Regions from separate parts of the Mus musculus genome. Here region 2 is linked to region 1. A link is a loop called in an ENCODE intact Hi-C map of the cell type or tissue named here. Cell type or tissue: left cerebral cortex. All regions are shown on one strand. Links, peaks and the distances in the headings refer to the core of each region. The heading gives the core; the rest is flanking DNA. Region 1 overlaps Grb10 (growth factor receptor bound protein 10). Region 2 overlaps Cobl (cordon-bleu WH2 repeat).

Region 1 (15,936 bases), core at 4,206-12,205:
GATATGTCAAATCACATCCTTAGAGGATCAGTTGTGTGAACCACTGGATTCCACTTTGGAAATTCTCCCCACAATTTGCATCCTAGCACTTGGTCTCTTGTGCAGGAAATGTTTGAGCAGACAGAGCCCTCATTGTCACCCCTCCAGTGGACTCAAAAATGACATGGGAAGCAGAGTACTATGGAGTTAAGATGTGGCCTCATTTGTTCTCAACTGTTCCATCTCATGTAGCTTGGGATACTGTCAGCTGAAAACTTGCCCATGGCCTTAATATCACTCTTCAAAGGTCCTTTCACATACTGGTCTTAGAACAAGGTCAACAAATGGAGCTAGGGACTCATTAACCTTTCAACCCCATTCTTGAAAAGGAAGCCTTAAGTGGAGGAGGAAGACATTTCAAGTGTAGCTGATAGCAGGTAAGCAAGTAAGTAACAGTGTTGTCGTTGGTGTCCTGCGGCAGAATCAATTTATAATTTGGGGGAAAGTCTCTAGAAAGAGAAATGGTATGCAACTTTAATAGTGGAAAAGGGAAGAGCTTAAGGTAACTACAGATGACCTGTGTGTGAATAGTTTAAGTGCAACACACACACACACACACACACACACACACACACACACACACCACATCTATAAGTTCATACACTCACTCCAACAGTCCTCCATCTTCTTTTGCAAGTGTCATTCCATTTGTTGACAGTATTAGAAGCACACAGCCTGGCAGCTGGGCCACTGTGATGGAGGCCAGCTGGCTCTTCCTCCTTGCTGTCTGTTGAAGCTGGAGTGGCCCTATGAATAGCCAGGCTGTTGCCATTTATAACTCCTATTCAACCATGGAAGAGTATGTACGGCTTATTAAAAAGAACAGTGAAGGCCTCCATGATTTTTCTCTTGGCCCCTGGCCCAATACCACCTCTCCCCCAGCCCATATTAGGCTATGACAGAAAAGGAGGCCATCTCCTCCAGGATGGCCAGAGAAGCTGCCCTGTTTTTGTTTTTGTTTTGGTTTGTTTTTTTGTAACTGGACTGTTTATCCCTCAGCTCAATGTCTTCCCAACAAACTCTCTGAAATAAGCATATTTATTAGTGTTACTGTCCAAATTTGTCTGCAAATGAAACTGAAGTTTCTAGATTTTCAGGACGTACGTACTGAGCCGGGACAAGTTGATGTGAAGGTGTCAACTTTTAGCTCAACCTGGGTTGGTGTAGTTTGATGGACCAACTATAAAGTGTGTTGATGAAGGAAATAAAGGCAGCTCCCTTCAATCATACCAGATGTCAGACAGGCAGGAAGCAGCATTAGGACTCAAGCTTAGGGCTAGTCTCCACCACTTTCCTTTAATGGGCCATTACAGCTTGAAAAATCTCTACAGGTAATGATGCAGTGGTGACTGACAGGGCTGAGGCCATTGTTCATACCTTCCTAGGAATTTTTTGAGACAGGATCCCACTATGTATCCCTGGCAGACTTTGAACTTGTGATCCTGCCTGAGCCTCTCCAGCATTGGAATTGTAGGCATGCAGTAGAGTACCCAGCTCACAATACTATTTTAACCGTGGTTCTAAGAATAGAGTCTTGGGAATATTTGTGTAAAATGTGCAAGTCCTGTCTTAGAACTGGAAGGGAGTGTACTGGTCCTGTTTTCCAGGTGAGGAAATAGCCCATGCACTGAAGTGTTAGCTTACAGTATTTAGTATGCCACACTTGTCGCTTACAAACATTTGATTCATACTATAATAAGATTTTTTTTTCCTGTGTGAAGGATGAGGTGAACTTCTTATGGCCCACACTGAGGAACTGAACCATCCTTCCTACTATGGAAGCAAGCTGGCTTGTCTTACAGAGAAAAGACAGTCTCTGAGCAAAGCCTGGAGATTTGGCCTTTATGTTATTTTTATATTAGGCCCATACTTTATTCAAAGACAAAATATATTTTATATCAGTTCCTCTCTGTTGTCTTGATAAAATGCCCTGACAAAAACAGTTTATGAGAGAAAGGGTTATTTGGTTTACAGGTCAAAGGGGCAGAGCCCAGCATGGCAGGCAGGAAACATAGGGGCTACACTGTATCCATAGACAAGAAACAGAGAGAGGAAAGGTAGGAAGTGGAATGAGCTTTTGAACCTCAAGTCCTGCCTCCAGGGACATACTTCCTCCATCAAGCCTCCATTCTCCTAAAGGTTCTATAACCTTCCCAGATAGAGCCATGAGCTAAGGAACAAGTATCTAAATATATGAGCCCAAGGATAGGATAGAATAGTTCATACTCAAACTACAGCAGATCTTAAGGAAGTATCACCTTGAACCATGATCATCTTGAACTTCAGCATGCTCCAACACATACCTACCCACTGAAGAACAATACACCTGGTCCAGGTAAGCTCTGGGCCAACCTCATTCCACCTCTGGGTTCTTGGCCATGAGCTAAGATTTACTCTTGGCCCTCTGCCCTCTACAGGGACTTAGAGATGAGGAAGAACCACTACCAAGGATTACATCACACTGAACCCTGAGGCCTTTTCCCAGTCAGCCAGGACAGTGAGAGCCCTTTCCAAGCTCTGAGATTATTTTTGAGCAAGTTCAAGGAAGGGGTGCTTGTCTTCCTTATGCTAAACTAGAGGCAGAGTATAAGCATATGAAATGCCTGCTGTGTGCCGGGTACTCTACTCTGAAGACAGCTCTGTCCAGTTTATTGTTCTAATTGTTAACTAGTGCTTTGCTCCTTTTTATTTTATATCTATGAGTATGTATATAGCTAGGTGATTCTTCCATTCCAAAGGGCTGTGACCTTTTAGCCTGGTTCTTTAAGGATCCCTGGAACTCAATATATGTAGTAATTTTCAGTGACAGGGGAGAGAAAAGAGATAGGGAGAAGTACTCAGAGAGTAGAAAGTGGCATTTCCCCCTTTTCCAAAACTTTAAATCATGGTGGCCACCATTTCTTGAGGTCAGAATCAAAATATTTTTTAATTCAGTTTAAAAATCCATTGTTTTCCAATTATATCCATGCCCTTATTTGTGCCTTGACTGGTAGTCTTATATAATTTAAGGGCTTTAGTTGTCATTCTTACTGCTTAGATATTTATGGGATGTAGGTAGAGATTCTGTGGGTACATCTTCCAGTTTCCTGCCTGAAGTTACTATAGAGCTCACAGTAAGTTAAGGTGCTACTTGCTGACAGATCTAACAAAGTAGCCTTGGGTAATTAAAGGTGCAAGCTTTGGTGTCCTTTTCAGTTGCCTTTTCACAAGGGAAGTGGTTTATTAAAGGTGGAGGATGCTGGAGATAGTGTTAGGTAAAGATGAAAAGCTATAGCAATGGTGAGTTGAAGGTGTTCAAACTCATAAAGGAAAGGTGGCAGTGGGGTTCATTGGGAGTTACGATGGAAGCCTAGACTGTATCAATGCTAGTAGATGGTGGGAACTAGAAGCAACACTAAAAGAAGAGGGAGTAGTGTAAGAGATGGAAATGGTGCAGGAAGATGAACATTGGTAGAAGTTTTGAAAGTGAGGGAGGAGGTGGAGGTGAAGGAAGGGAGATAGATGAGTGTCGGAGGTGGTAGAGTAGAGGAGACACTGGAAGAGGAAACACTGATTGATCAAGGAGTAAATGGAAGCGTAATGGAGGAGTGATGATGATCAAGGTGGTGCTGGTAGAGAAGATGGAGGAAGATGTGCAATGAACTGGTGGTGGAGGTTTTCTAGGAGAGGTGGCGGTACAGCAATGCTTGTATTGAAAGCAGCAGCTGACATGTGCTTTGAGGGGCTGTTATGGGCATGATCACACTAAATCTCCATAGCAGTTCTTAAGGTTGTAGAGTTTTCCCCAAGGTCATGTAGCTGCTCATCTGCAGAAATTCTAGAGCTGGTGTCCTTCACCTTAAGGCTAAGCCACCTCCTTGATGTGGGAATGCCGGATCTAAAACCGGGAATGAAACTGACTTGGCAAAGACATTTTATTTTGGGAAAACCATTTGTCAAGATTGACAGGCTCTGGACACAAGGTTTCTTTGGAGAGTGACGGAAATATTCTAAAATTAGAACATGGTGAGGGTTGTACTCTCTGTCTTGATACCAGCACACACTGGATTGTACACGTACAACAGAGGAAGCTAAGCTATGTAACATCTCAGTGTAGGAGTATGAAACGTTATCAAACTCTACTATGAAAAACTGAATCTGATATCTGTATGTCTAATGTAGCAGAATGGGTGCTAAAGTTAAGCCATTGAAAATTGCTTTTGCTGATGCTGTCAAAAATAGCCTCCTTTGGAGATAGTTATGTTGAAGAAATGCCAAATGTTGAGTACTAGGGCTGTTCTATGCCTTTAAGAGGTTATAGTAGTTAGGTTAGTAGACAGGTCTAAGTGAGAACGGAGCATGCATGCATGTACACACCCACACGTCTTAGCACATATCTATTCATATATACACATATATGCACATATGAGACAATTTTTTTAAAATCTGGCCAGAAATGGCCCAAACATTTTCATGTTAGACTCAGCAGCTTATATAAATAGAATTATGAGCAAAAAGTGTAATTCCCACAGTTACAGATGAAAAACTATTGCCCTCCCTCCTTGATAGAGACAGCTGGCATGCTGAGCTTTTCTTCTCTCCGTTTGGCTCTTGGAAACTATTCTGGCCTGGGCTTCATGCCTGATTGCCATAAGTCTTTGCTCTCCCTTCCTTTGCCTTTACATAGTTATGTGTGTCATCTAAATAGGCAGGACCATGTGGGACAAAAGCATGGCTCTAGATCTTTTGTGGTGAGCGTTATAGCCATTGAGGCAGCTGATTTTGTACATCTTACCAGAAGAGGATTTAGAGCACCACAATTACAGCTTTCACCAAATTGTCTGTTATTGTAGGGAAAGTAGAAACAGTGACATCTTCTATTGTTAAGAGTAGATGGACTTACACCTGTGAATTATGGACTGGACACCTGGACAAAATCCCTTTGTTCCTCACCACCACCTTTGTTCTGGTAGGCCACCAAACAATATGTTTTCCAGAAAATGCTTAGATGAGAATTAATGTGAACTATATAACAGCAGTGGACATGAAAATGTAAAGGGGCTCCGTGGTTTTTACATTAATTCTTTTAAACAAAAATAAGTCAGGATGTTTTTGTAGGTCCTGTAATAGGCTACATATAGAAGGTATACATGGCTGTCTGGCACTTGAAGGGAGATTAAGAGAAGTGAGGATGACTTTCTACCTTTGAGAGAGCAGATTACAGAGCAGCAGATGAGCTTTACATAGTTGTCACTGGGGGCCTTATATATTAGATTTTCAGTTTGAATCTTCCTACAACTTTAACTGCATTTGAAGGAACACGGTAAAAACCCAGCACTGTTGGAGTTCATATGCCATCTTCAGAATAACCTGGTGGGGACTCAAGCATGGTGTACCAGTCATCCTAACTGATGTCCCAAAGTGCATAGAGGCTCAAACATTGGTTATAAACCAAGACATTATGGAAGGATAACAGCTAGTGTGTAGGTACTGACCTTTCCTTTGAGTTGGGCCCCACACCAACTTCTGCTACTTGTCCTTTTTTCCCGAGTCACTTTCCCAAGCTTTGAAACACTGGGTTCTTGATCAGTAGACTAGAAGAAATATTAGAATGGAAGAATAGTAGACTAGTAGAGTAGAAGAAACTATTCATTAGGCTAGGGTCTTGGCACTGTGATAGGGACAGAAGGAAGAGAGTTGCTGGGAATAACTGAGAACAGTCAGGAGACCAGCAGGTGAGCTCCAGACTTTGGCCAGCAAGAATTCCAAAGGGGTCTTCACACAGCACACTAATCTGGCTTATAAAACCAAGCCACTTCCCAGCTTTTGTCCATCCTTGGCTTACCTTGCTCCATTGGCCACCATTTCATGAAGCTAAAGGTCCAGGGATCTGATGGTACAGCCCAGGTAGTCTTGCTGTCTTACCACTGAGACAGAATGGAGCTGACCATCTTCACTGTCCTATTCCAGGCTTTTACATGAGTCCCACTCCACCATTTAGTGTAGTGTCCCAGATTGAGCCACCCAAGAGAAGGTGGGCTTTTCCTGTACCCTTTTCACAAAGACTTGTTTCTTTTGCTTCACTACTTGGATGTGCTTGGCAGGCCAGATTTTACTTTAGTAAGTACTTCCAAAACCACATGAATCTGAGAAGGTCCAGCAGTAACTAAGAAAGTGCCCTATAGGGCTTCAGGTCAAGAACTTCTGAAACACACTCCCAATCTTCCCATCTTTTTCTGGAGATAGACAGCATAGTAATTAAGAAGCATAGTCTAAAAAGTATTTACTGTTAGCCTATCCTTCAAACAAGAACCCCAGCTTCCCTCTCAAGCCCCCGCCAGGGCCTCCCATCTAGGCAGACTGTGCCTGCCACAGGCCACCCTCTCTCTCCCCTGCCCAGTTCTATCTTGGTGGAGGCCAGGAGGTTAGGAAGCAGACATACAGATAAACAGAAACTACCCTGAAGAGGAAACCTTTCGTCTAGCCATGCTGCTCGTTCCCTCACTCCTGGCAGTGTGACATTGTTTGCCTCGGAATGGTGGGCAGACATTTGCTCTTGAGCTTGTGGGTGTTGATGCCACAGCCAGTAGGTAACTTTACTCCTCTGTCTTTGGGGGTTTGGTTTCATTTTTAAAATGCCATAATTTTTAATACACAAGCTTATTGTTTCTAATTGAAAAACCTGAAATATGAACTGCTCTAAAATTAAAAACTTCACTGTAAGAGAGAGAGAGAGCGTGCAATCAGAAAATCTGCCCCTGCCCTTGTATACAATTAATAAAAGTATGGCATATGTTTACTGTAAGAAAAAGGTGTGTGTGACACATAACTAAATTCGTGTTTTGTCCTGAATTGTATCCCTAAGATCTATCTATCTGGGCACACATACTCCAAAATATTGTTTTTTGAACATGAAAAACTAGTCTCCGGCATTTCAACTAAGGCTCACTCACCTTGAGTTAGGTCTTCTTAGCTTATAGAGACAGAATTCTTAATTTTAAAGGGTGTCTTTTTTTTTTTTTTCAATCTGGGATTTTACAAACACATGCAGTTCTCAGTGAGATTTCATGATTACATCACATTTAAACAGTTGCTTGCGACAACATGAGTGTTGCCAGATGAAGTAGAAAATATCCTGGGAAGCTGTAGATAAGCTACAGATAATGTTTACAGTAAGCACTATGTAATATTTGGTTGTATACTTATACCAAATAATTTTCTCTCTGGATCACAGATTTAACTGGGCATGCTGTATTTCTAAGTCTACTTTATACTATTGCCTTCGTTCTGTTTGCAAGCTGCTTGTCTTTGAAGTAGGTGCGTCCATGTAGCCCAGTGCGCTTGTGATGCCTGAGGTTTCTCAGAGGAAATGCTGTGCTGAATGCATGAGAGGGTCTCAGACCTGAGTGTTTATAGGACACAGCCAGGTGCTGTCAGGTGGAGCCACGTCTGTGGTGAGGGGATATATTTAAGCACAACTGTATGAGATCTGAACCAGTCTCCTGGAAATGATGGCTTTGTATACCTTGGTCTATGCTTCCCAGTGCTCTTGTGAACTACTTCCAAGCTAGTGGTCCGATAGTGGTATTTCCATTGGTGGTACTACTCATTCAAGGACATATTTTAGATGAGACACTTTAACATTTCAAATAAACCTTAAAATTAAAGCCATGCCATGGATATATTTTGAGAAATATATTCTTTGGCAATTTTATCATTGTACAAACATCATAGAATATAGTTATACAACGCTAACTGCTTGAGGTCCCTGCATACTTGGGTTGTATGGTATAGCCACTGTAAGACACTGTATGAATGAAGCTATGTGCTCTATGACTTTAAAATCTGTGTTAAATCTTTCCTGGCTCAGAAATTTGCTTGGAAGAAAATGACTAAGATGTTCATGTAAAAGAAGTGAGAAAGGAAATACTCTGCTGATGATAAAAACCTGTTGGCAGGCTGTGTGAGTGGAAAATGCAGGGTGTCAACCCAAAAGCAGACAGATGTGTTGAACTGATGAGTAGGGAGCTGAGAAGGACGGGTGTGGGTGGGTGGGTGCTCTCGCGAGAGGGTGTGCAAGTGTGAGCAGTAATTAATGTGTACCCAGCAACCTAGAGCAAAAGGAAGGATTGGGTGACAAATAGTGCTGTAGTTTGCAAGTGATTTGTTGCCCGAAGGCTCTTGTTAAGGGTTTTCTCTTCTAGGTGGCACCATTGGGAGTTAGTGGAACCTTCTGGAGGTCAAGCCTAGGGGGAGATGATGGGGACCTGCCCTTGAGGGGAGCCCCTTCTTTGTCTTTGGCTCTCTTTTTCCACTTTCCTGAAAGTCTTGGCTGGGAGGTGAGCGGGTCACCATGGACTCCCTGCGGTTGCCACCTGTCATCTCTAGATGTTCAGAAGCCATGGAGCCAACCAGTTGTGAACTGGAGTCAAATTAAATCTTTTCTCATAATAAGTGTTATCTTGGGTGTTTGATATAGTAACAGAAAACTAGCAAATACAATTTGGTTTATGTAATATCTGTGAAATCTCTCTACCTACTGATCACCAAAATAAATGTCAGATATATAAAAGAGTAGTTCATCAAGTCAGAAAGAAAATTAAAGTAAAGTTGAAGTAGATTTAAAGAAAGACAATTCTCAAGATGAAAGTAAATGGCCAGTCTGTGAAATCGCACCCCAACTAGAGCAAGAACTCAGGCATACCATGCTTACTTTGAGATACACTTCTGAGATTTGCTCAGTGGGTTTAATAGAGTAGCAAACTTCATATTGAAAACATGAGTTCAGCTCTAGTTGAATGAAGAATTATGTGTAAGCAAAGATCAAAGAGAAACTTACAGAAATTTAGGAAAATGAGGCCAGTATGACTTCTCTGTTTTTTACCCCCTTTCCTATTCGTATTGTTGGAGTTGCTACAGTCCTAGTTCTTAGGCAACTTGATACCTATGGTCAAGTCCCAAGAAACTCAGCAACCCTTGCAGTGCTCCATTTCCTGTTGTGAGTAATGAGACACTGCCAAGTGGATAAACCATGATGGATTTTGTGTTTGTTCATAGTCCATAGGCTCACAGACTGAGGTGTTTCTGCTGCCTAACCATTTTAGTTTAGTTGTTTGAATCTGTGGGGGGCATGACCAAATGCATTGACAGCCAACTGTATATTCTGAAATATTCTTGACACTAACAGAGTAAGAATCTCATGCTGTAGCAGTTTGGCATGCTGGGAACAATGGATAGGTACAAGGTTGCTATTAATCAGTTGTAGATGATCTTCCCTCAGTCTATGATTGTTCTGCTTAATAGGTTTTTGACGTTATCGTTGTGTAAAGGCAATATGCATTCAACAGACACTTTGAATTTTAAACTTGGATCATTTCTTAGACTAATGCTGTGTTGTATGGTGCTGTCTTGCTATGCTGGGTAGTGGATATGAGCCACAGTTCCTGCTGAGTCTCTGGGTCAAGAGAAACAAGAAGTCCTCTGTAGTGATCCATGTCTCAGGTGCAACGTGAAGTTGGTTGGATATGTTCAGTGCACGTATCACCTCAGACATTTTTCATGTAGGTTGAATCTACTGGGATATGAGCCCACTGCAGTCAAAGTGGAATCTGTGCCCTGCTTGTAACTATATATTAAGTAGACTTAAACGAACATTATGTGCTTTTGGCACAATTCAAAACCTTTCTAACTACAGAAGTAGTACATGTGTTTTCAAAATGTTCACAGATTTTAAAGATTTATAAGAGATTGTTGACATCTGACTACCAAGAATTAATCACTGCTCTTTTTTTGTAAGCATATGGATATAAGTAGCATATTTCTGCCCATATTTTAACGTTTCTTTCACCATCTTGAGGTATTTCTATGAAGATACTTTTCTCAAATTATATATGTGCTGTTTTAATGTTTGCCTAAGACTTCGTCCTCATTCGGCATGCCACTGAGTTCCCTGTCCTTTGCAAGGAGCTCTTTATGATTCCTCTCTGGATGTTTCTGGCCCAGGAACGCCAGTGTTGGATACTTAGCAGCTCTAGAAAGTGTGTGTGCTCCACAGAGTGTTCATTGTTGACATTCATTGCCCGTACTGAGCATTCGACAGCTGTCCTTTTTAATTACTCTTCAGAGAATTCTACAACAGAGATAAAAATCCAGCCTCTAACTCCCTTGACAACCGATTACCATTTGCCACCATTGCTTGCCTTCCACGGCGCTTTTTCAACTCTCTTAAAAGTATATATTTAAAAAAAATTTTTTAATTATAAATTGGAAGGGAAGAAGTAGCTGAACACAAGGAGCCAGGCGGGTGCGACACCTCCCTTCACTCTGTTGTCTCTCTTTTTTTTTTTTTAGGACAAAGTGGGGCAGTCAACGTCCAAACCCGAAAACCTAGCTAAGTCTGGGTTTTCGCCACAACAAAGAAGCCAACCAGGTAAGAACAGCCTAACCTTACAAGTGCTCAAGAATTTCATAGTTGTCTTTGGTATCCATGAGGTTCCAGGATTCCCTGTAGATGGGAAAATGTGAAGGTGACTGAGTGTTTATTACACAGTGTACTAAAACTCAAAGCCTGTGCTCATCCTCCCATGCACAGGACATCTGCTACAATGCTTGTCATCCCTGATACGGTGTGACACTGTTGGAACACCTGTCACACTCTTGTTTAGGGAGGCAATGGCACAGAAAAAAAATCTGTGTGTTTAATACGATTAGAATTTTTCCAAGTATTTTTGATTTGTGCTTGGTTGAACCTATAATTGTAAATCCTAGGGATACAGAAATCCAATTGTATTTTCTAAAATGTTCCTGACATTAATAGAATAAAACTCTAGCATCTTCCTTTTCTCTTAAGGTCAAAAGATTTAAAATACATAAAATTATATATTTTCTTTTTTAAGACTTATTTTTTATTTATATATATATGAGTGTTCTATTTGTATGCCTGTATAACAGAAGAGAGCATCAAATCCCATTATTATGGTTGTGAGCCACTCTGTGGTTGCTGAGAATTCAACTCAGGACCTCTAGAAGAGAAGCCACTGCTCTTAACTGCTGAGGCATCTCTCCAGCCCTATATATTTTCTTTGGATGAGCAAACTTCAGTGAGTCAAAGGTTAAATTCTGTTTTGTGGGAGTTATCTGGGATTCACCTCTCACTGGATTCTGCAGAAAGGCAACTCGCCATTGCCTATTGAGGTCCCTCTCCAGGGAATCCTCTCTTTTAACTTTGGGGTCCTTTCACCCTGAGAACTGCTGAGTTGTCTGTTGGATAACTCCACAGCAAAATCCTGTGCATTTGGGCCTTTTCGTGTTTTTCAGCTATACTAGTTTTGCATGTATATACTCTAGGATGGAAGAGAGATATATTCTCTCTTCCCTTTTCTCATTCCTTCTATATACTGTTGGATTTCTGAAAGCATCACTCTGGGAAAGAAGGAAATGTCTCTATATGAATACAAAAGTAATTTGGTAAATTAGATCTGATAAATGGAAACTTTCATCAAGAATGAAGAATCTGATCCTGACATGAAACTGGGGGAATGCACATGGCCCTTTGTTGGGCTGCTGGTGAGTTTAAGTCCAAAAAGTCATATGGTTTGGAGCAGATAGGAGCTAAAGTAATCATATTTTTTAATTGTTTCTTGAAAAAGAAGATGACATTTAACAAATAAATGCTGAGGTGTACCTTGTAATTAACTAAGTGTTTTCTCAAGCATTAGGCAGCTCATAAAAGAGACATAGTCTGTCGCAGACAAACACAGGTTCACACTTCAGAACATTTTCAAATAATAAGTATAATATATTTTATATAAGATAGATATAAGATGTAAGTATAAGAGTACATGTTTGTTAGGACAGATTTGAATTTTAACTCAGTATAGCTGACCACTAACAAATGATCTCATTGAAGTTGAGATATTCCATCCAGGTCTTATCTGGAATTCTCAAGAACTTATCTCTTTTCCTTTGTCTTTACATTCTACTCTCAACTACTCATAGACAGTCTGTAGAGTTGGCTTCCTGTGAGTTCATTTTGCTTCTCTTATGAGGTATGTAGCATCCAGTGGAAGCTAGAATGTTGATGTGTCACAGAACCAGAAATAAGACTTAAAGGGAAAAGGATCGTGTTTTCATATGAAATGCCTATTCAGAGTTTTAACCTTTAAGCACACCTGTGACATTGGCTTCCCTTGGTCCTCCTCTTCATATAGCATGTAAAGCCAGAGAGCCAAAGAAAGGCCTGGTAGTGTAGCCACAGAACCAACAAGAACAAATAGAGATTAGTCCAAAGTAATGAAGCCAAAGAAGGTCTAAAGGGAAGAAATAGATGTCCTCTAACACACCATGAGACTGATGATAACCTACTTGGGCATAACACAACAGATGTCAAATAATCTGACTTACTTTCAAAGCACTGAGGGAAAGGTAACTATCTAGAATTTTATACCAATGTATCCTTTCTAGTAGGACACAATGAAACTTTTTCAAGCAATTCTTCAGAAAACAAGTTACTGGCAAGCTTTGTTGAAAGAAGGATTCAGGGCTGGGCAAACATAAATGAGTAGTAGAGCTCTTGCTTATCAGGCATATGCCCAGGGTTTTATTTCTCATATTGAAAAAGGCTGTCAAAAATGTTACTTCAGGAAAGGGGAATAGGAGCATTCAGGGAAACATGGCAAGCAGGAAACAGTGTAGTGGAGAGAAACTAGTGTGATATTGTTAGTGCAGTACCATGCAAATAGTTGAAACAGGGACAAAGTGAATACCATGTACACAGATTTTGGAAGTCTTCAGGGAGTATGAGTCAAACCTAAAGAGAATCTTGTTAAGAAAAGTAAAATGTCGAACAATTTGTGAAAAGGTAAATTTGATTATGCATTTGAAAATATTAAATGCAGCTAAAAGTTGACTATACTTACTAAAAGAACATATATATATATATATATATATATATATATATATAGTTACTGAGCAGAAAAAAATTGAGAATATTTTTTCTTTAAAAAATCAAATAATGCCATATAGAAAAATAAGAAAAAAATAAGACAGGAAAGAAAAAAATGAAGTCCTATAGAACATACAAGATAGTAGGATAGTCCCAAGCATACCCATAACCGTATTCACAGACTCACGTTCAAGATTCATCTCAACCCTTACACCCAGCAGACACTCTAGAATCTTCTCTAAACCTGTGTAGCTTTTCGGAAAAGTTGACCATATATGGAAAGTTGCAGTAAATTTTAAGCAATCCATTTCACGCAAGCCTCGTTCTTTGACCTAGTGTGATTAAATCAAATGTCAAAACAAAACACGTAACATGTTTGTAGAAACTTTAAAACAAACTCTTATTTCACTCATGGCCTACACAGGAAATCATGCTGGAAATGCTAGTCGTTTAGAATGGAATGGGCACGAGTGCATGGCAGCGAGAAAGTGTGTCTGCACGCTGCTCAAGGCTGTGTACAACCTAACCTCCGTGTTCCACAAAGGAGGATTACTGAAACTAGAAGAACGTATATAATAATAAGTCTGAGAAGTTCCAAAGAAAGCAATTACAAAAGTTAAAATAGGAACTCATTGAAACAAAAATAGATCAGTAGACAACAATGGAAGCAAAGCTAGTCTTTTGTGTTAATAAATAAACAGTTATATCACGGTACGCAGGCCTGTATGGAAGCAAACCATATCAGTAGAGGCTGGGGTTTTAGAAAGAGGAAAATCTTGAGCAGTGAATGTGAAAGTACAGATAAATGATTGCAACAGTCTAAAAGCATAGCTGCTCTCGAAATAGACAAATCTTTGTGTATATGTGATGCTGAGTATTGAACCCCTAGGGCCCCAGGCATACTAGCAAGTGCTCTACCAGTGAGCTGAAACCTAACGCCAGAAACAAAACATCTTAAATAGCTCTGGAGGAACGGGAATCGGTGATCAAGACTCCTTCCTTCAATAACACGTACAGAGTTTGCAGATGACTATTACAAAATTTTGAAGGAACACATATGACCTGTCTATGCAGACTGTTTCAGAGAGAGATAGGCACAAAAACACTCCTACTGGAAGCGTATTGATAAGTATGTGTGAAATAGTACTAGAAGTCAAAATTATAGGCCTGTTTCATATTTTAACACTTTTTAAAATCTAAATAACTCACTAGTTGATCAAATTCCTCCCTCATGATGAGAGCGAACAGTGCATGTAGCATGCATGCTATTATTCTCTTCTGTTAAAAAACAAACAAACTTTAGCTCTTGTAAATAGAAAAGACATTGTCACGTAGAAAAGGTAGCAAAGAGCCTGGACAGGCGATCTGCAGAAGCATCAAGCATGCTGTCTTCCTTTCGGATTCTGAACACTCATCTCACACTAAAACTAAGGAAACCAACTGAGTGGAAATCAAGGAAGCCGATGCTCTGAGGGAGGTTTCAGGGAATACAAGGGCACAGTCCCTCTTTCAAGTGTGTCCAAGTGCAATGTTCATCTTCCCTCTTGGCACACACACAGCACTTGAGAGTGTGGTGAGCAGTCCTGGGATGTACAGCTCTCTGGCCGTGCAGTACAGAGGCCGTTCCCTTCCTGGGAGAAAGTGGATCTGTTTGTCTCCAGGCAATCACGAAGCCCCACAGTAGCCTTCGGGGTGCCTTCCTAGGGCTTTCCCCAAACCACCATCCTCTTGTCCCCATAGCCAGAACCAAATTCAGTGTATAAGGTTCTCGGGCTATTTGGCTGACTAGGACTAGGACACTATGTTATTCCTTCTTGCTTCCTTAATTTCTGATATTGACTTTAGGATTAAAAATATGTGGGACCCAGAGTTGCCAGTTCCTTACAAGGGACCTAATGTATAGAATAAAAGATTAGCTGTGCCTTTCCTTGACCTCTTACTTCTCTCTGGCAAAGAGGATTTGTCGTTCCTGTTTGGTTATCTCATTCCTAACATAAGCTGCTTATTTTTATGTGGCAGTTGCTAAAAACACTCCATGTATTTCTTAGCTGCACCAACAGAAAGGGCTACATTTTACTTCAAAATTGGCTCATTTTCTAATACTTAAAACTACTTAACAATTTTTAAGAAAAACCTCTTTCTTATAGAAAAATATATAAAATTAAATTTTATCATTCTAGCCATCTCAAGTATATAATTCAGTGCTGCTCTTTTTATTCACAGTGTTGTACAACCATCATCAATATCTATTTCTAAAACTTTCTTAGCACTCCAGCAGAAACTCTGAGCCAATTAAACAATAAATCCTCCTACCTCTTATAGCCTCTAGCCCATGTGCTGTCTTTCTGAATTTTAAAGTTAGTCTATGTTCACTTATAGCCTCGTATCTTTTATTACTAAATAATATTCTGGCATGTTTACCTCCATTCATCTGTAGATAGATGATTATTCAGTTAGCTTGTGAGTGTTTAAATCTCTAGATTTCAAGTCTCATGGGCATATACTTAAGGGTTGCCAGAATTTTCCTCACTTCTTTCCTAATGCCTAACACCTTTGTTAGAGTCAGGATGTTAAAACCGTGAGTGAATCATCTCTAGTTCTTTTCGCACCAAATCACTAGTGTCTACATTCCTTCTGCATTATGGAAAATTAAATAGTTCTTGCCATACCAGATAATGACACTTGTACATCATGGTGATTGTTCTGGTATCAGATAACATGAGGAATTATAAACTCTTAGATTTGTCATGACTTCTTTGCTGTCATCTACATTGACCTCTCTGTTCTAAAAAATAAGTTCTCAAAGCTAGTAAGAACGTATGATTCATGGTTTAGTTCATCGAATCCATCTCGCAGTCCTATGAAGTAGAAGTGTTACTAGGGCCATATTTATAGGGAGGAAACAGGCCAGAGTTAGGAGCAATGTCCAGACCCCACCATTTTGTGAGTGCCAGAGTTAGACTTGAACCCAGGCT
Region 2 (15,936 bases), core at 3,875-11,874, 350 kb before region 1:
CCCTAGGGAGTTGATACGATGTTGAGGACAGTCAAGATACCTAAGGGTGATTGTGGTAACCTCTGACAATGCTGTCTGTTGGAGGTCTTACTAGAATACTAAATGCTAGGTATCCTAGTCTGGGATGAGAACAAGAGACAGACAACTGTCTACCTGACACCTGGAATTGAGTCAGAATCTGGGTAGGATCTGGTTCCAGGAGCTATACTGAACCTACCTGCCATGTTAACACAATTCAAGTTTTAAAAATTAACTTATAAAATCTTCAAAGATATTATTTTTAAATTAGTTTTTTTAATTTATTTTTTATTTTTTTCAAGACAGGGTTTCTCTGTATAGCTCTGGCTGTCCTAGAACTAACTTTGTAGACCAGGCTGGTCTCAAACTCAGAAATCCACCTGCCTCTGCCTCCCGAGTGCTGGGATTAAAGGCGTGCGCCACCATGCCCGGCTTTAATTAAAAATTTTTATTCAGCAAAATAAATGAGATTCATGCAATAAAAAAAGTTACAACACAAAACACCTTTAAAAAGACCCTCCAAAAAATTACTACATGAGGAAAATAACATAAAGGAAGGCTTAAAAAGATATAAAATACTTATTTTATTGAAAATTATAAAAAAGGTGTCCAATAATCATATAATAACAAAGAACATTAAAATTTAAATCCAAGTGAAATATTCAGTGCTTTGGGCCTGAAGAGATGGCTCAGAGGTTAAGAGCACTTGCTGCTCTCACAGAGGGCTTGGAATGGTTTCCTAGCTCGTATATGACAGCTCATAACTCTCTGAAAGTTCAGTTTCAGGGAATCTAGTGTCCTCTTCTGACCTCCTTGGCCATCACACACACACATATGGTACACATTTATACATGATCAAACCAGAGAGAATGCCAGAACTGAGAAGAGGAAGTGGGTACAAAGCCCCACCTCTAACCAAGATGCAATTTGCAATTGATATGTGTTTTATAAAATGTTTTAAATGAAATGGCTACATAGAACCTCATACAAGGCATTTAAAAGACCAAGGTAATTTCACAGGCTTGTTTTGTGATTAGACAGGCAAGCATAGTTAGTGGTGAACACTAAGGACAGAGGGAGTGAAGGCACATGATTAGATAGGATAAATGGAAGAGAAGCAATTTTGGATGCAGAATTGTGAAATGCATTGTTCTGAGAATGGTATTAGTGATACTGGGATGCCAAGCAGTACAGGAGCTCTCCATTGAGTGAAGCCAACCTTCCTAATGAGAGAGAGCATGCGAGCTTGTGCCTATACTGTGTGTTAAATATGTACAAAGTTGTGTGTGTGTGAGAGAGAGAGAGAGTGTATGTCTGTGTGTGCATGTGTAATCAGCTGACTTTATATATAAGTAAATTAAGCAGCTTGGATGATTCTGGCTACATGCTACTGGCAAGGAAAATTGAAGTTGGTGCTCCTCTTAAATTTGGAGATAGTTGAGTCAAGTTGGTACCAGTAAAACATCTCCATAACTCTAGTTATTGAGTGAGCAAAGTTCTTTCTCTAGTTTGCTTCTTATACTTCATTTACCAGAACTCTTAGGTCCTGTGTTCTTGAGGTTTTCCAAGGACAAGATGGAGACAACTTGTAGAGGAAAGAGTTGTTAGGGGTTGCTTATAGTTTCACATGGTTATTTAATGACTATCATGGCAGCAGGCAAGTACACAAGGTGGTGGGGAGTAGCTGAGATCTTACATGTTAGGACAATAACCACAGACAGAGAAACCACTAACTGAAATGGTATGGGTTTTTGAAACCTCAAAGCCCACCTAATGATACAACTTCCTCCAAGGCTATGCCTGCTCCAACCCTCCTAAGCCTTCTCAAACAGTTCCAACACCTAGGAACCAAGTATTCAAATATATGGGGAACATTTTCAAACCACCAAAGTTTTTGTAATTAAGGTCAATGATACCAAAGTCTAAATTTCTTTCTCAGGAAATTGAATAGTAAAATTTATGATTGACCAAGGTAACCTGGTAGTTGCTTTCTCCTATAAGTTTTTTTTATATGTTTCTTTTCTTTAATTAAAGCAGTTATTTTGTAACATCTTGCTATATATCTCAGGCTAGTCTCAAGCTCACAATCCTCAGCATTTGGAGTTATAGGTGTGTGCCCCCATATCCAGCCACATAGTTATTTTACACATGGAGAATGAGTGGAAACCTTAGCCACAAGGTTAAATATGAAAGCAGAGTTTACCAGAGGCTCAAGCACCATCTCTTCATTCCAAGAGATGTAAGCTCGTGAGCCTTTCAGGCTGTAGGAACTATGAGTCCTGAGGACAAGGCAGTGATTAAATCAAGAGGCAGTCACTGTCTTCACAGAGCCCACACATAAATGGGGAGAGAAAGATAGACAAGTCATTACATAATCATAATCACTTAAGCACTTTGAATGCTCCCTATGTGCCAAGAACTCTTTCCTGCTTGATTACATGTAGTAACTCATGTCGTTCACAAGGATAGTTCTGTTATGTAGGAGCTATTCATTTCAGTTTTGAAAGAGAGAAACTGTTACAGAGACAAATTAAAACTTGCCCATGGTTATGTGGCTGGTGGTGGCAAAGCTAGAAATCAAAACTCAGACAGTATCTCCCTAGTTTGAGGCTTTGTCTTTCTCTGCATTGATTTTATGTGGAGCATATCCAGGATGACTTGAGCTATAGATAAAGATCAATGTGAGTGATGGTACAGCTTGAGGCATGAGTGCTTTTGTTTCTAATCCAAAATTAGAGTTCTAGTTCTCTAAGTGTCTTTTCTGCATATAAATTTCTTTACTTCTTTTTCTATTAAGAAAGACATGTATCCATTACTCTGTTGAGGGGCATCTGGGTTCTTTCCAGCTTCTGGCTATTATAAATAAGGCTGCTATGAACATAGTAGAGCATGTGCCCTTCTTACCTGTTGGAACATCTTCTGGATATATGCCCAGGAGAGGTATTGCTGGATCCTCCGGTAGTACTATGTCCAATTTTCTGAGGAACCGCCAGAATGATTTCCAGAGTGGTTGTAGGCAAATGGATGGACCTGGAGGACATCATCCTGAGTGAGGTAACCCAGTCACAAAGGAACTCACACATTATGTACTCAATGATAAGTGGATATTAGCCCAGAAACTTAGGATACCCAAGATATAAGATACAATTTGCTAAACGCATGAAACTCAAGAAGAACGAAGACCAAAGTGTGGACACTTTGCCCCTTCTTAGAATTGGGAACAAAACACCCATGGAAGGAGCTACAGAGACAATGTTTGGAGCTGTGACAAAAGGATGGACCATCTAGAGACTGTCATATACGGGGATCCATCCCATAATCAGCTTCCAAACACTGACACCATTGCATACACTAGCAAGATTTTGCTGAAAGGACCCAGATATAGCTGTCTCTTGTGAGACTATGCCGGGGCCTAGCAAACACAGAAGTGGATGCTCACAGTCAGCTATTGGATGGATCACAGGGCCCCCAATGGGGGAGCTAGAGAAAGTACCCAAGGAGCTAAAGGGGTCTGCAACCCTATTGGTGGAACAACATTATGAACTAACTAGTACCCCGGAGCTCTTGACTCTAGCTGCATATGTATCAAAAGATGGCCTAGTCGGCCATCACTGGAAAGAGAGGCCCATTGGACTTACAAACTTTATATGCCCCAGTACAGGGGAACGCCAGGGCCAAAAAGTGGGAGTGGGTGGGTAGGGGAGTGTGGGGGAGGGTATGGGGGACTTTTGGGATAGCATTGGAAATGTAAATGAGGAAAATACCTAATAAAAATATTTTTAAAAAATGAAAGACATGGGCAACAGATGATTAAAAGAAAATGGGGGTGTCATTAAGGTGATTTCTTAAGAATGGGAATTGTTTCTAGAAACCAACAATTTCATGTGTTTGGTGGCAGGTATATATTTGTTCACAAGGAACTGTTGTCAAGTCCTACACTGTTGGCCTGAGATCCTTCAAAGCTTTCTGTATACCATTACATTTTTGTATGATTTCCGAAGGTTAGAAGAAGCTGTTTGGGCAGAAGGGTATTCTGTGTAACAACACACCATAACACATCACAATTTCTACAGGGAGATGTTTTATTTTTTATTTATTATTATTATTATTTACAGAGGGAGATTACAGGTGAAAAAGGGTCGATAAGGAAGGACTGGGAAATGAATAGAATTGTGGTCTCTGATGTGAAACTCACAGAGAATCAATAAAAATTATGGAAAAGAAAAAAGGGAGAACCTGGCAATAGGAGAAACACTCAGTGGTAAACGAATCCTCTTCTTGGCCATTGCAGTACACTGCAATGTCAAGAGCCTGTCTTTGCAATCTCTAAGAACTTAATCCCAAGGCACGTTGAAACTTTAAGATGGCTGATGTGACATGTTAAAGTTTTAAGGTAGCAGATTTACATCTATAGTTTAGGTAGAAATACCAAATGATTCTAGTCACTAAGTGTTCTTAAAGGTTTAGATTGTTTCATGATTGAGCTTCACCCATGAAATTATAACAGTATGGTTGCCTAAACAAGACCTGAAAATGCCAGTACCAACAGAACGACAGCACCAATGTGACTGGAGGAACTCTCACAAGGCCCCACCCCTACTGAGAAGGTATAGGGGATTATTGACTTCAGAGAAAAAGAGACTAGATCCGCTCCTGACGTATCACAGAGATCACTTATGAGCTTCTGATAGTGGTCCAGTCTCAAGCAGCTCTAAGCATATACATCTGAGCAACAGTAAATGAACTCAAGAAGTTGTATTTATACGTGTGTGTGCGTGTGAGTGCATGTGTGTGTGTGTGTGTGCCTGTGCATGTGTGTGTGTGTGTGTGTGCCTGTGCATGTGTGTGTGTGTGTGTGTGTGTGTGTGTGTGTGTGTGTAACAATAATAATTAAAGTAAAAGAGGTCATGAACTTGAGAAGAGTAGGGAAACACAGAAGGAATTACAGGGAGGAAAGACACAGCACAAATGATGTAAATACAGTCCTCACACTTGAATTTCTCAAAAAAAAAAAAAAGCATAAAATGTTTCCTAGGGGAATAGTAATAAGAATCTTGCTCCAGTACTTTATCTCTGCCAGTAGAAACATATGCCACTAGAAGACTGAGTGGGTGGTTTCAAGAAGAAAGATCTTACTGATGAGTTGTTATCTGTCTCTTCCTTTACAGGGCTGCGTAACAACACCCAACTCACCATCCTTGCATTCTCGGTCCCTAACACTGGGTCCCTCCCTCTCCCTGGGCAACATCTCTGGAGTGTCTATGAAGTCAGACATGAAGAAGCGCAGAGCCCCTCCTCCTCCAAGTCCCAAGCTGCTGGGTCAAGACAAGGTATCAGAAAAGGTAGGGCTTTCACACTTCTCACAACCAAATCGTCTTTACACTGACCCAGTTAACTCTACTGCGGGTCCTTGGAAATGCTGAATTCTTTACTCTTGAGTAAAGAATTTAACACAATGTGTTCAGAGTGAACATCTGAGCTTTATTTAGAAGTAAAAGTGAGACACCACTCTGCTCCAGTTACTAAGCTAGGAAACTATTTTGGGGTCTTTGGTTCTTAAGGACTCAATGCTTGTAGATTAACATTTGTTTTATTTTAGCACTGAAATTTTGGGGGTGTCAGAGAGATCACTTATGAGAAATTACATAAACAAAGGTACTTGGAGGAAGCTAAGGCTTGTGAAGGAAGCAAAGTATCTCATCTAAATGCTGCACACTACTCAGATTCACAGAAAATGGACACGTGTGCATATTAAGTTGTTTTAAATATGATATGGGGTTCATGTCATAGGACCTGTATTTAAGAAGCTTTCCTTTTGTCTTTGGAGCAGTACAAAGCCTTCTAAGGCATTATATCACTAGACATGGCCCCATAGATCACATCCTGAGCAGTGAGCCACCTAACCTATGGTTTCTACCTCTCCTCTTTCCTTCAGCTACCTGCTGACACCCAGAAGCATTAACTTGAAATGTCTAGTCCTCTCTTCTCAGGACTAGGGAACCATATGACACTATAAACTTTTCGTATCCTGACATTTCTGGTATAGCTAACTGCACTCCGAAAATATTAAACAGAAAGTTCCAGGAAAAAAAAATATACATTTAATCTCCACACTCCTCTAAATAGCATGATGAAATCCATAGTCATACTCTGTCCTTCTAGAACATGAGCCATCCCTTTGCCGAGTATATCTATCTTGTATTACTATCTGTTTAGTGGTTGATAAGTGACTGTCTGAATTATGACTGGTTCTCATGATGTTGTAGTACTGTGATCACTTATTTGTCTTAATTGTAGCCTAAAAGCTAAAAATAGTCACTCAAGCAGTTGATAATTTGCCAAAGAGAACCTTTCATTAAGTGGAAAGGTGAAATGTTATTGAAAGTATAGATGTCTATGGAAACACAGAGTATCGGAGAGAGGGGGGCAGGGGGATTTGAGCACCTAAAAAATGTGTTTGTAGAGATGGTAGCTATCTGTCTAATCACCTCTCTTTTCCAAGCTCTGAACAAAATACTGAGATGAAATCATGAAGTTTTATTTTTCTAAGCACATCCTCAACTGGATGACGTGTTGAGAGTACCTCTGGGGGCTCATGCTTTTGACTGTTCCAAGCTCTGCATCATCACCCATATGCTTGAGAGTGAGGGCTGCCTTTCTCTTCTTTGCTTTATCTGACCCTGCATCCCAGATTCCAGGGCAGAAGGCATACCCTGAACACTGGCATCACATGAAGCATGCTGAGTATCCTTTTATTCTTTGATGGATTTCACATTCTCTTTCTTGCCTGGTGCCTTGGCAACTCTGGCTCTGTCTGTGTGTCATAACTCTGAAGAACGAACATGGACACTCTTTAGGTGTGAATCATTTTTCCATTAGTCAAAAGATGGCTTTTCCTGGCAACATTGTTAAATATACTAGAAACTATGTCCATTCCACCAAACTTTGAGGCTTTGCCATGGGTCTTTGTTACAGCTGCAGGTTACTGTGAGTGGGTCCTAATGTCTTCCTTGACATCTGATTTAGTCATTTTTTCACTGCTGTCACAAAATACTTGCAAATGTCAATCTATTTGCAAGGGATTATTTTGGTTACACTTTGAGGATACAGTCCAATATGGCAGGGAAACCATAGCATCAGGGGCAGGAACATCTGTCACATGTCATCCAGAGAACAGGGAGCGGGAAGCCACTGCTCAGTTCTCCTTTTACCTTTTATTCATACCTCAGTTCATGAATGGTACCATCCACACTTAGCACATGTCTTCTCTCAGTTAAACCTTGCTAGAAACAACATCGTAGACATAAGCAGAAGTGCGTTACTAGGGTCTTTCTAAAGCAGGTCAAATTTGCCATGCAAATTAACCATCGCAATATCTTTACTTATCTGTCTGTCTGTCTGTCTGCCTGCCTGCCTGCCTGTCTCTCTGGCAGCCTACCAGTCTGTCTACCTGTCCTGTAGATGTCTTTATTTTTCCAGAGGACTTCTTAACCTTGTATATCAGAAACCATATCTAACCCCCATAGGCTCTTTATTCATGTCAGTAGAAATTTATATCAAAATCCTATAATACAACACATTTTAGAAGATGTTCTGGTTTTTTGTTTTTTTGTTTTTTTTTTTTTTTTTTTTTTGGCTCAGACACTCATTTCTTTTGAGATTTCTGTGATAATACAGCAATATTCTGATAAAGAGAAATTTAGTCCCAGAGGCACATCAGTTTGTCCCACGCTTGGTAGAACAATGGAGACGCTATGTGAAGCTGTTTCCTGTGGCCACAGTTCATCTCTTTAATCAGTTTACATTGTGTACTTTTTCATAACACCCAGATGTATTGATAACATTAGCCATTTCCAGCCACCCCCAAGATGCCTCTTTCCTTTTGGTTGGGATAGATATTTTTTAGTGATGAAAAATATGTGTTCTGGCAGCAGGGTTATGTAAAAGCTTTTCTTCAATAAGAAATCTTAATGTGGTGGAGCATAGATGGTACATCAGCATTTCAAAATTGTCTTCTATACCAAGATGTTATGCTTTGTTTTTCTGAATTTAATTTAGTTACTCATACTGGATAGTCTGCTGGAGCAGAAAAACATATAGTAACTGGAGAATTGGGAACTCTAAATGGAAAATAAACAGTACATTCTCCCCTGCAGAATGAGCAGAGCCCCTCTGCAGCTATAAAAGCTTCCACTGAAATCTGTTTTATTTGGCACAGAATGAGTTGAGAAATTGGTTGCTGGAAACCATGTCCCTTTTAAAGTATGTGAGTAAAGTACAGATTGCATTTAAGCCTTGCCTATGAACATCCTTCTTTCTAAAATGAAATATATTTTGTTATTTACCAATTTCTGGGAAAGGAACCCCAAAAAATGTGTTGTCCTGGTTGTTGGGAAGGACATCAGTTCCTTTTTATGAATTTCCTTCCATCTAAAGATAAGTTGTTTGTTTGAAAACCTAATTTATATGTAGCTGCTACTAAAACCAAAATCCCGAGTAAGAAGAAAATGTTTAGTTTCGGGACATGGTTAGTTTATGAGAATACTTAGGTTTTCATGTTTACATGATCCTTTTTCTTATCAACTAGGTGGCAAAATTCAAAATTAACTGTCAGTGCCTTAAAGATAGAATAATTTTCCCATGTTCCATTTATGTGAAATGTAAAAATGTATATTAGGTATATATTTTACCTAATTAAATACTCATGATTTGATCATCAGTATTTATTTTTAAAGGTAATTTTTAAGAAGATTTCCTAGAAATGTTGGAACTGGGAAATAAGCAATGCCACTTTTATAAAAATCTCTCTGCAGAGCATTTAGGGGGATTACTGGGCAGAAGGGTATGGTCTCTTTAGGCAGAGGATAGTGCCTTTCTTCAGAGTCCATTGCTCTGGCCATGCATCTTGACCTTAGGCTATTATGGTGAACTTTCAGGTAGAGGTGGGCAGAGAATGGAAGGGTGTCACGGTAGGGCTCTATGATCTAGCCACCTTTTATGCCTACCAAACTATATGTCATTTTGTTCATGGTATAAAGAAAATGTTTTAAATGTATTCTGAATTATTTGAAATGTTTCATTCTAATGGTCGGCACCACAGACTTCCAACTGACAAGGATTCTTAACAGTATCTTGGGCTTTTTGCCTTAGGGTTTCAAAATAATTAGCAATGTTGACTATGAAAACAAAATGGTAAAGACTTGTTACGATCAGGTATTAGCATCATCCAAAGTAGGGTTTTCTGTGAATGTGTTCCTTATTTGGTCAAAAATACTGGTAGAACACTCTCCTCAATAGCAGAAATGCCATTCATTTTTCTCATGCTTTGGTTAAGTATGCACATGGATACATAAAATCTCGTAGCATATGAACAGACAGAATGATCATAGATGTTAGAACCTTAACTGAAAACACCACTGCTTCTTTGATTTAGTGGTTAGAATATTCCTGAAAATCCTAAAACTGCTGAGGGTACTTCCAAAGCAATACTTTATTGAAACTTGAAATGCCTAATTTACCATTAGACTTCAAGGGTGATCCTTTTTGTTGTTTGTTTCCTTGTTTGAGACAGGGTCTCATAGCCTAGGTTGGCCTCCAGCTCACTCAATATGTTTGGCCAGTCACGGATAGCCTTGAACTCTTGATCCTGCTGTCTCTACCTCCTGAGTTCTGATTGCTGGCATATCTCCCACCACACTCAGCTCCAGGGCTTTATGCATACTAAGCAAGAATTCTATATCCTCAGCCCTTTAAAGACTACTGCTTTTTTTTTTTAAGGAAGCAGAATTTTACTATACGTAGATGACTATTTAAGGGAGAGTTGTACTATAATAATGTATTCCTTCTAATATTCAAAGAAAGAATAAAAGGAGGATAGAATCATTAGCCTTTTTGAGTTAGAACTCAGAAAAGTGGGCAGAGTTAACAGAAAAGTTAACTACCACCACCATGGCTACTTCTGATAGCATGGCATACTGCTTTCTCTGTCATTGACACTGCCCTACAGAAAGGTCACCTGGGCTGAGATGGGCTCTGCAAGTCATGGTACTGTGGAGGCCCTGTAAATTTGGCCAACAATGCAAGAGTACCACAGGTACTGTGAGGTGGTTATTGCTGACTACTTCGTTGAATCTAGAATAACCAGAGAGGTGAACTTTGGTTCCACCTGTGGAGGCATATCTAAATTGAATTAATTGAAGTGTGAAGACCCTTCCACTCCAGTGGACACCATTTCCTAGCTGCCATCCTGTCTATATAATGGAGGCTAGGGCAACAGACACTGTGTTCATCCCTGTACTGGCTAGTTTTGTGTCAACTTGACACAGCTGGAGTTATCACAGAGAAAGGGGCTTCAGTTGAGGAAATGCCTCCATGAGATCCAACTGTAAGGCATTTTCTCAATGATCAAGGGTTTCAGGCCCCTTGTGGGTGGGACCATCTCTGGGCTGGTAGTCTTGGTTCTATAAGAGAGCAGACTGAGCAAGCCGGGGGAAGCAAGCCAGTAAGGAACATCCCTCCATGGCCTCTGCATCAACTCCTGCTTCCTGACCTGCTTAAGTTCCAGTCCTGACTTCCTTTGGTGATGAACAGCAGTGTGCAAGAGTAAGCTGAATAAACCCTTTCCTCCCCAGCTTTCTTCTTGGTCATGATGTTTGTGCAGGAATAGAAACCCTGACTAAGACAATCCCTCTCTGCTCCTGATTGTGGGATGTGAACAGCTGTGTGAAGCTCCCACTGCCTTGGCATTTCTGAAATGCATTATGTCTACCCTTGCGCAGAACAACCTTTCTCCTGTGCTGCTGCTCTCAGGTGTCTTGTCACAGCAACAGGAGCAGAAGTCAAGGTAACCACCTTCTCTTGCCAGCCTCTGTTCCCTTCCTTGATTTCTTTTAGCCCTGAACGTGTAGTCTTACAAAACAAAGTCTGTATCCTTCTTCACTAGTATCTCCGGTATATAGCTTTTAGCATACCACATAAGAAGTTTGAAGAAACACAGACCCCAAAATCCCAAGTCGATTGTTGTAGAAAGCAGAGATAGACGAATGTTTAGTACTTTCTCCTGGCTGTTGGGCAGTAAAGTTCCCTTCATTCAACTGGCCCCAGGTCTCACAAACATATTAATAGTGATTTAATAACAAGCTTTTGTGGTGTTCCAAAGACCCTTATGGCCACTATCCTATGTAGCCTAGTGGTTGTTCTATCTGTAAACAATGTACAGTTATTGTCTTCATTTTACCAATGAGGGCAATATGCTTAGAAAGAACAAATGAGGTCATAGGGTAGTTGGCATGCCAGTCAGTGATACCTTGTAGACTATCTGGTGTCTTTCTTACATATAGCCATTGGAGGTAACGCTAGTTGGGTCACAGAGATGTGTAACTGTCCTTTGAGTGGAAAACATGCTGGAGTGCTTCTGATCTATCTGCACCCTTTGCCAGTTCTTACATTGCTAAGGGGGAAGGACAATGTACATTGTACTGATGCGATAAATAGACTTCACATGACCTTGGCTGGCAGGAGATGCAGAGGGTTCAGGGATGTTTGAAATGGAGCTTACTCACCACTGACAAGGAAGGCCTGTTTGCTATGTGAGGGTCAAACTCAAGAGATGAGGAAGTTCATAAGTGCTGAAGGGAGATCGCTCTCCACATTTCACATCACTCATGAGCCCTTAAGAAACAGCTTCTTCCTGCTGTCAGTGCAATCAGCTTCCTCAGCAGCTCACTCTGTGTGTCTGAGAGATACAATTACTACCCCAACACTTGGCAGAAATAGGATAAAAATCATTTTACCTCCATATGCATCCTTTGTCAAAAACCTAACATCAATGGGCATGATGCTGGACTTTTGAGAGAGTTATGTTAAATAAATTATTGCAACTATCTTTGGCTTACTAGTTTCAAAGATATATAAGCTTAAGAATTCTGAAGCTCATATTAAACTCATATTATTTTTAAAATTATTTTTATTGGAATATTTAAATGTATACATATAATGAAAACTAACAAAAGATCAAAGGCATTAAAGAAATGAAACTAAGTGTTTGGATGTGTACAAAAACACCTTTCGAAGCATATTTAGAAGCATAACATTCTAAACCTATTACTGTATGTATAGCCAAAAACATGAGAAATATATCTAACAATGTAGCTTAAAAGTTCTGTGGTTCTGAGCTGCTGATTTTATTTACTTATTGACTCCACACAGTTTCCAACTCTGTTTATGTACTCATACAGAATGCTATGAAACGTCACAAACCTTGACAGGAATGGAGAATAAAAATAAGTAATTCTTTGGGCCTAGCCATACTATCACTGAGTTCATATTCTACAAAGAAGTGTCACTAAGTTGTAAATGTTCCACATATTAAGTGTGCCTGACTTTTAGTAAATGAGCCAAACTAGCACAAAAGTAATTATCTAGACTTGTGACAGATTTTTGTACAGACAGCCTTGTGATGGCTCCATTTACATCTATAATATGAAAATATAACACAACATTTATGGCAACCTGGAACAGCTTTGTAAAAAGTGTTGGGTCAGTGGAAGTGCAGAGATGTCTCTAGTGTTTGGGAGGCTCCCATCGATGTTCTCTGGCGATGGAGAAAGTGCGGGCAGACAGCATTGTGTTCAGCTGCATGGTGGAAGACGGGCGCTTTTCCAACACAAACATCCCTAAGAACCTGGGCGGCTCCCTTCCACTGCAGAGCCTGGGAAAACAGGCCACAGAGGAAGTTCCTTGGTGGAAACAGCAGAGCGGCCATACTGAGGGTGCGCGGTGGAAGGAAACGGCAGCTTATTTTAGCTACTGGACATCTACCTTTTGTTTATGGACCCTTTCCTCTCTGACACGTGCTGTTAAAGAAACAAATGTGGCTTTGAAAGAGATTAGATTCTTACCTATTTTTAGCCATTCTTAAAGCATGGCATTTTAGCGAGGCTCTCAGCTAAATCAAAGCAAAATGTGCAATGTCCATTTCCCAGCGGGAAACAGCTTCATGGTCAGCGGAAAAGGGAAGCGGTGCTTCGTGTTCCGGCACACTGTTCCAGGGTTCCTGTTCACCTCATTCTTTCTCACTTTGTCGTTGGTTTTGCTCATCCAGCACTCCAACAAAGAAATATGTGAAATTGGCGCTTCGTTATTACTCTTACCTTCACATCTTGCCTCTTTAGTGATTCTTCTTTTTTTTTTTTTAAATTATGTGTACATGTGTGGAGGATGAGGTTGTATATATGAGTTCAGATTCCTATAGGGTCCAAAAGATGCCATCAGGTCCCCTGAAACTGGAAGTACAGGTAGATGCTCCATGGGCTTTTGGAATTGAACTCCAGTCCTCTGCAAGAATTAGACTTGTTTGTAATCACTGAGCATCTCTCCATTTCCCTTGCTTCTTTACATCTACATATTATCCTGATTTTTTTCAGCTATCTTGATAATCATTATTAGGAAAAGTGAGTGTAAGAACACAAATCTGGATTTAAAACTTGCAGTATGAAACACCCTACTTCCTTTCTTGGAGGCATGATCTGTTTCAGAAGCTGATCCTAAGCACTGAGTTACCCGGTTTTTACTTTTTAATCTTAAACTTACGTTCTGGAGGGGAGGCCCTTGGTCCTCTGAAGGCTTGATGCCCCGGTGTAGAGGAATAATGCTAGGGCAGTGAGGCAAGAGTGAGTAGATGGGTGGGGGCGCACCCTCACAGAAGCAGGCTAAAGGGCGATGGGATAGGGGGTTTGCTGAGAGGAACCGGGAAAGGGGATAACATTTGAAATGTAAAAAATAAAATAAAACATACTCATCAACTATATGCAGTATATATAGTGAATTGTAGTTTAAATATAGGTCTATTCACAAAATTCACATGCATGCTGACAATCCATATTTTGATTTTAATGAAGCCTTTATAAAATATTTGCATGTGTAAATTCAGTTAATGGTGAAAAAGCTAATATCTTTATTTATAAAGGAGGAGGCTGTGAAAATAAAATCTTCTGTTCTGAACTCAGTAGTCTCTGCTCAGGGTTTGAAGTAGTTAAATGACCTTCATGTTTTCAGACTTTTGATTTATGCACCAACCAAGCTCATGTAATTTTAATGTCTGTGGCATGTTTCCTTTTTATACCTAACAAACTGAAGAGGGAGCCTAGAAAACTCAAAAAGATATTTGAGAAGAATATACCTGACAAGGAATTAGCATTTAGAATATTTAGATAATTTACAATTCAGCAACAACAGAGTAACAATAAAACAATTGCAATGGAACTGATAGACTTGTTTCAAAGAAAATATACAGAGGAACAGCAAGTTCATGGACAGCTGTTCTGTAGCACTAACATTAGGAACAGGAGAATCAGTAAAGCCTCAGCATGAACTCACACTTACTGGGAGGACAATGATAAAAAAACAGAAAGGAGAGAACAAAATGCCAAACATGTAGATAAATTGGAACTCTTGTGTGCATTTAGTGAAAATGTGAAATACCCTAGTGACTTTGGCAGTGCTTCTCAACCTGTGGGAAGTGACAACCTTTTCACAGGAGTCATATATTAGGTATCATGCATATCAGATATTTACAATTCATGACAGTAGCAAAATTACAGCTGTGAAGTAGCAAAAAAACCTAATTTTATGGCTGAGGTCACATAACTGAAAGGGCAGCAGAATTAGGAAGGTTGAGAACCACTGTTCTGTGGTGAAGTGTGTCAATTACTCAAAACATCAAAAACTGTGTCTTAAAATTATCTTTCTAGTATTTAACCAAGAAAAGTACAAAGCAAGGATCCAAGAAAATATTTCCATACTCACTATACTCACTGTAGACAACAGATTCAGTGACCCATTGGTAGATGAATGAGCAAAGACACTGTACCTGTATTGTGGATTTTTTTAGTTTATAATGGGAATAATTCTGATACCTGACTGGACATGGATGAACATTGAGGACATTATGCTAATTTAAATAGCCAGTAACTAAGAGACAGATACTATGTTATATCATTTATAGAAGATGCCCAGAAAGTAAGTGGTGACTGTTGTATATTGGGAGAGAGAAGGGTGGGTGAGTCTTGCAAGGTGAAAAGAGTTCTGAGTAGTAACTGCTCTGCTGTTCATGTTGAAACCATTAGGATAGTGACTATGTGATTTTATTTCAGTTAAAGTCAATGATTTCACCACTTTCTGGATAAGATATAATCTAAAGAATAATTCTTTTACTTAAACATAGGAAATACACATTCCAGTGAATAAACTTAGGTTCATTTTTGTCTACCTTTCCTTTTCTTTCTATATGTTGTTCCATTTGTCAGCATGCCTTTGATACATTCTTGGAGAAATGTAGGCTTTAAAAGGCTGTTATTTTCCTCCTAGTTTTTGTACTTCCAGATTTAGTGCATTCTCTCTCTCTCTCTCTCTCTCTGTCTCTCTCTCTCTCTGTCTCTCTGTCTCTCTCTCTCTCTCTGTCTCTCTCTCTCTCTCTCTCTCTCTCTCTCTGTGTGTGTGTATGTGTGTGTGTGTGTGTGTGTGTGTGTGTGTGTGTTGCATTGTTTTGCCAAAACCTAGTGCAACAGGAAACATGAAAGCATGTTGTGTGTCTTTGCTGAGGTGGCTGCAATGAATTAGCAGTAGCAGCAGAGACTGTAAAGATATCTTGGTACATAAAAGTCTATGCTCTGCAGATGTCAGGATCTGAACTTAAATTTCCAGTACCCACATAGAAGCTGAGCACATGGCATTGATATCTGTAATCACAGCACTCCTTTGGAGGACACAGGGGTAGAGACAGGAGAATTTCCAAAAGCTAGAGGACAAGCTAACCTGGCTTGTATAATAGAAAAACCACAGAGAGACCTTGTCTTAAACAAGGTGGAGTGCTAGCATTAACATGTAAGGTTATCTTCCAACATCTCCACATATATTGTG

Evidence for each region. A loop is a pair of places that touch in the nucleus more often than their neighbours do. Peaks named below come from ENCODE experiments on the same cell type or tissue, not always from the same donor. Only the 100,000 strongest peaks of a DNase experiment are listed, where the experiment ranks them.
Region 2: a loop joins it to region 1, with 4 times the contacts of the local background. A loop is called at or near these places in 2 of 42 quality-filtered maps.

The regions. Positions count from the first base shown.
Region 1 is chr11:11,982,107-11,998,042 of GRCm38, reverse strand. Grb10 (growth factor receptor bound protein 10) reads left to right here. Exons shown (of 17, transcript NM_010345.4): 2 at 10,369-10,447. Among named protein-coding and RNA genes, the nearest start is that of Grb10, 47 kb to the left of the region's middle. In left cerebral cortex, for the core only: no CTCF peak of the experiment used is centred there; DNase peaks (open chromatin) are centred at 4,339, 4,582 and 7,958.
Region 2 is chr11:12,333,168-12,349,103 of GRCm38, reverse strand. Cobl (cordon-bleu WH2 repeat) reads left to right here. Exons shown (of 15, transcript NM_172496.3): 7 at 5,187-5,360. Gm12002 (a long non-coding RNA gene) reads right to left here. Exons shown (of 6, transcript XR_872246.3): 5 at 2,923-3,048. Among named protein-coding and RNA genes, the nearest start is that of Gm12002, 27 kb to the right of the region's middle. In left cerebral cortex, for the core only: no CTCF peak of the experiment used is centred there; DNase peaks (open chromatin) are centred at 4,556, 5,163, 8,218 and 10,699.